2 separate regions of the Homo sapiens genome follow, and region 2 is linked to region 1. A link is a contact called in ENCODE Hi-C data. All regions are on one chromosome and are shown on one strand. The core of a region is the stretch at or near the end of the contact, and the rest is flanking DNA. Distances in the headings are between cores, read along the strand shown.

Evidence for each region. A loop is a pair of places that touch in the nucleus more often than their neighbours do. Pooled maps may share reads with other maps.
Region 2: a pooled map shows a loop between it and region 1 (2.7-fold over the local background). The contact joins the promoter of CFAP45 here to the promoter of APCS in region 1. A Hi-C loop is called at or near these places in 3 of 168 maps with a recorded cell type or tissue (PC-9, endothelial cell of umbilical vein and mammary epithelial cell), 3 of 37 single-sample maps with no recorded cell type and 7 of 50 pooled maps.

Annotation. Positions count from the first base shown.
Region 1 is chr1:159,586,398-159,589,097 of GRCh38, reverse strand. It overlaps APCS (amyloid P component, serum), which reads right to left and starts at 1,272. Exons shown (of 2, transcript NM_001639.4): 1 at 1,113-1,272; 2 at 233-997. The coding sequence starts at 1,176. The coding sequence ends at 390.
Region 2 is chr1:159,898,837-159,901,536 of GRCh38, reverse strand. It overlaps CFAP45 (cilia and flagella associated protein 45), which reads left to right and starts at 1,372. Exons shown (of 12, transcript NM_012337.3): 1 at 1,372-1,441. The coding sequence starts at 1,439. It overlaps MIR4259 (microRNA 4259), which reads left to right and starts at 1,458; the gene lies at 1,458-1,558. It overlaps LOC124904435 (a long non-coding RNA gene), which reads right to left and starts at 1,287. Exons shown (of 3, transcript XR_007066679.1): 1 at 724-1,287.

The DNA of each region.
Region 1 (2,700 bases), core at 23-2,522:
ATTAAAATGATTGTTAGTAGCTTTTAAGTATTGCCACTGTTGTGCTCATTGAGTGCTCTGGCTTTGTGATATATCTTTCTAGTTACTTACAGGTTTTCCTCCCCGTACTTGGCAATTGGAGTTTTCAGGATAATGAAACACCAATTACCAATGAAACACCAATTAGTAGATAGATAAGTAGTAGACATAAGATAAAGATATGGGACTATGACAAGCACTAAACAAATGCAGGTAGCATAATACAATATATATTTTTTTAATTAGGCAGACATACAGATAGGAAATTCAAAGAAGAAAGAGCTGCAGATGTAAGATCTAGTATCCAGTTGCTTTGACCAGATCTCTTAGACAGTCATTTCATTTTCAAGTGCTCTCGTTGAGTCAAGACCTCAGACCCACACCAAGGGTTTGATGATGACATATCCTCTGATTTCATAGTTCAGAGCCTGCCAGTCCAGGATATTGGCAGGGAGAGGGGTACCCTGATAGGCAGACAGGATATTTTCTGGGGGCAGCACAGAGTCCCACATGTACAAATCCCCAATCTCTCCCACAAAGGACTGGCTCCTATCAAACTTGCCCCCATAGGAATCCTGTTCCTGCCCCAGGACAATCTTGGGCTGAGCTTCTACAAAGTAACCCTGTCGCAGACCCTTTTTCACCAAAGGTGTCCCATTGATCCAAAATTCAGCAATACCTGATGAGGACTCCCAGCTCACACAGATGTGCACTGGAGCCGGGAACTTTTCGATAACTTTGGATGTAACTTTGTGTCTTCCAATGTATAGACTATACTCTCCAACTCTTTCTTTATAAACTAGTAGCTCATTATCCCTGCCTTGGGTATTGTAGGAGAAGAGGCTGTAGGCACGAGAGAGATCACTATAGGCTCGAAAACACAAGGTAAAGTTCTGTAGAGGCTTCTCCAGCGGTGTGATCAAGTTTACATGATCAGTAACAGATTCTCTAGGAAATACAAACACCTTCCCACTGAGGTCTGCGGGATAAAGAAAGAAAGATAATGACCTTCAGTATAAATGCAGGGAAAAGATATCTCAGCTTCAACCTATTTTCTCACTTTATGATTCTTGACCATTCCTTCACCTCCTTACCTGTGTGAGCAAAGGCTTCCAGGAGGCTGGTGAGGACAGAGATCCAAAGCAGCGGCTTGTTCATATTCCTGGCCTAGGGCTGTTATAGCAGAAGCAGTGACCAGGATGAGGGTAGCAGACAACACAGTGGCTGTCCCCCTAGCGTCTGATATTCATGCCCTTAGACTTCAGGTTATTCAGGGTTTATATGCACCTTGGGTGAGGATGGGGGAGGAAGAGCACCAATAATATGTGAGTGATTTTCCAGGTCTGCCTCCTGGCGCTTACGGTGAAGGAGTGGTGAGCCCTGAGCTGGAAAATCAATGGGAGTTATTTATTAGAGACAAGTGATGGCTAGAGCTCCAACTCCTGTGACCCAGATTTTATTGCTGGGAAGAGAGTCATTGCAGGGCAGCAGGGTTATGGATGGGATGAGGCGCTGGGCTGGCCATGTCAGCAGAGCCTCTCTCTGCTCTCTGGGCCCCCTCTCTGATGGCTCTGTGCTCTGCCAGAAGCTCCTGAGCCACACAGAGTGTATCGCTGAGCTCAGCCCTCTTGTGGGCTATGGGAACAAGGCCTTTTCTTTCTTTTATAGTTCTCAAGTTGTCTTGTATTTGTAGGATATTCTAGGATTCTGCTTTCTGCTGAAGACCCTAAAAAGTGCCTTCAACTTTGACTAATTCAACATCAAGTAATACATCCAGGCAAAGCTAAGGGGAAAGAGGGACTTGGAGAATAAACTTTCTGTCCCCATGAAGCTTAGTATTTTTCTGCTACTTCTACTCAGTGCTTTTTTTTCGTTTGCATATCATGGTGCTTCCTTATCCTAGATCTTTCCATTTCTCATTACGACTTGTTTTCTGGTTACTTCATGCTACCTGCAGAGATGTCAGCATCTCCCCAAGTTTTTCTCTCCTCTTCTTTGAGTCCTTGGTCATTGAGTGTATATCTAATCCATCTTTGGTGATGACCCCACTAATACATTTATTCACTAGCTCTCAGTTACTACACTAGGTGCTGGGGATTCAGTGGTCACTGGCTCTCTCACAGCCCCAGAGATCTCCACCTTCATTCTTTCTATGTCTCCTTCATTCTCTCTCTGTACAGTTTATTAACCACCACTCAAACCTTCTCTGCCTCTGAGATATCAAACTGAAGTTCTTCTTTCTAGCCACATTATTTCTTTCTCTCTCATCCCTGAATTATATGGTGTCTTGTTTCTCATCCTACTGTTTAGCCTCTTGTTCACTCTCTCTTCTGTTAGCTCACCACAGACCTAATCAGCCTTTTCAATGACACAATCACTGCCACCAAGAATACACTTTCTCTATCATTGTTCAAAGTATCCTTCCTATTCTCATCCCTGGGGAGTTTCCATTCTCTACTTTTTTTCTCTAAATGGAATCCCAGGTTGTGAAGCCTTATCTGGCTTGTTGCACAGTATAGGTTAGTGATAAAGTTGGGATTATGCATCTATTGACTCCTGAATTAAATACAGACCATTTGCTTGGAAGCCAATGCCATTTGCAATCTGGCTCTAACCTGGCTATTATCTCAGAATCTAATCCTATTCTCCAGTCAAACACCTCTAATTGTTGTTCTTTATACC
Region 2 (2,700 bases), core at 123-2,622, 310 kb before region 1:
CTTTGGTTACACGGATAGTAACTATGTCATGCAGATGTGCCTGGGAGAATGGGGTGAATACAGGAAGCACCTTATTCACAGTGGGCCGGTTACTTGTCTTCCCTTCTTTCTGAGCTGCAGGGAACGGGGTTCTAATGCCAAGGCTTAGTAAGGAAGGTTCCCACGAACAAAACAGCCCCTTCTCTCAGTCCCAAGCCTCCCAGGGACTGTGCTCCTCCTCTTCAGGCCTTCCCTTCTCCCTCTGATTAAGCCTTCAACACTTGGTGGGACTGGGCAGGGGACACAATTTTGTACTCTTGATCCCAAAGGAGATAAAGGCTGGGAAATCTAGGGAAGGAATGTGAAGCCTGTTGGAGTAAGTCCTTTTAAAAGCAGCAAGAAGTGACCTTGTCTCCCTCTTTCCATTCCCCCGGGGCTTGTGAATAGCCTTCAGTGCCCAAGTTGGAGTAAGAGCTTCAGAAAGACTGGCTGTGAGGGTTTGGAGAGAGGTTTGAGAAAGCAGCTCAGAGACTCACAGAGTCACACCAAGAGCTTAGCTAATCAGCTAATCAGCACTGGAGGAAGACAAATGTCCTTGGTCTGGTGGGACAGCTTCGTGAGGCTTGGAGCATGCAGCCTACCAAAGTGAGCTCAGTGCCAGCCCTGCAAGTTGGGAGGTAGAGAGGCCAAACCAAATTGGAAAAAATGACAAAACCCCTATGTACTTTCTAGAACAATACATACCAGCTAGGAAGTGTTAAAAGACAAGCTCCCCAAAGTCAGTTCCTTAGCTTTTGACTTATTCTAATGTAGGGCCTCCATTTTTAATAAACTCTCCCAGGTGATTCTTAGCTGCAGATTTGAGGCCCGCAATTTAAGAAACTGCTCTTGAGACTGCATAGACATCCTCAGGGCTGGAAGTTCTTTGTTGACCCGACCAGATTCTCTCCTGCTGTGGAACTGGTTTGTCCTGATCCTGCTGGCTTCTCTGCAGACTACACTCATCAGGGGTTGGCTTGGCGCCTCCTGGGCAATGGGGCAAGAGTAATCATAGCAACCTAGGTGAAGTCCCAGGGGAAAACTGTGACCCTGGGCCAGGCTCCTGGGGCCGCTGACAGTTAGAACCCCCTCGGCCCATAGTAAGTTCTTTAGGTTCGGGTTCTGACCGAAAAGTTTGGCCAAAGCCAAAGTGGAGAGCAGGGCACGCCAGGGCGGGTCAATCCTTCAGAGCCGCGGTTGGGCTGGAGCGTGGAGCTGCAACGGTTGGAGCGACGGGCTCCGGTTCCTAAGCCACCAGCACAAGGCAACTGCCCGCTGGAGGTGGGAGGGGCGGGGCCGGGGGCGGGGCCTGAGCCGAAGAACGCGGGCTAGTGGTTGCCAAGGTAACGCGTCAACACTAGGGCCTTGGCGGCGCCGAGGCGGCAGCAGAAGTCCGGAGTCAGGGCGTGTGGCTGAGGAGATGGTGAGGGAGAACCTCAGATGGGCCCCTTGTGTCCTGAATTGGGTGGGGGCTCTGAGTGGGGAAAGTGGGGGCCTAGGGGAGGTCACAGTTGGGTCTAGGGGTCAGGAGGGCCCAGGAGTAAGGAGAACACCTCTAGAAGAAGCAAGGGAGATCCTGAGGTGGGTTCAAAAGAGGAATTAGGGATAGCATCGATAACGATTGGAAATGTGGAGCGCGCTGAGCGGAGGAGTTGGGGAGAAAGGGATGCCCCAACCCTCTCCCCGTTGCCATTACAGCGGGGCCTCTGTGGACCAAAGATTGTGGATGTGGTGTGGGAAAAAGCACTGGTGGGCCGGGCGCGGTGGCTTACGCCTGTAATCCCAGCACTTTGGGAGGCAGAGGCGGGCGGATCATGAGGTCAGGAGATCGAGACCATCCTGGCTAACACAGTGAAACCCCGCCTCTACTAAAAATACAAAAAATTAGCCGGGCGTGGTGGCGGGCGCCTGTAGTCCCAGCTACTCGGGAGGCTGAGGCAGGAGAATGGCGTGAACCCGGGAGGCGGAGCTTGCAGTGAGCCGAGATCGCGCCACTGCACTCCAGCCTGGGCGACACAGCGAGACTCCGTCTCAAAAAAAAAAAAAAAAAAAAAAAGCACTGGTGAGGAGGCCAGATAATGGGTCGTGGTACCTGTTTTGCCACTAACTAGCAAGGTGACTGTGGGTAAGTCATCTAATGTGCCCGAGCCTCAGGTTTTTCTTCTGTTAGCAGGGCTTTGTATCCCTCAGTAGTTAGTCAATAAATATTTGGCAGTGAATGAATGAATGAATAAATGAGTGAGTGAGTGAGGAGGGTCTCAGGTTTGCAAGGCCCGGGAGAGAGATTGGGACAGGACTGGCAGCCTGGGGTTTGCTGGGATGGGGAGGGCTGTCAGGGTACTGAGGGCTGAGAAGGCCAGCAAAGCCTGGGAGGAACCATGAAGGGGATGCCTGGGCTTGAGTGTGTTGGTCCCAGAGGGGAGGGGAAGGGCAGATGATAAGTGTTGGAGTCTTGGGTTATTGGAACTGACCTAGAATGTCTGGGGCACAACAGGTGGCAAAGGTTGCTACTTGGATGTACTTGTGGACAGACTTCAGGCCCAGGGGCTGCATTGCTTTTCTGGGGCTCAGTGGACCTCAGAAGAATTTTGTTAATTATTAAATAAGTCTCCAACAAAGAGCAGTTCCTGACTTTCGAGGACTCCCTGCAGTGTTGTAATTGGGGTGGGGGAGCGTCCCCTT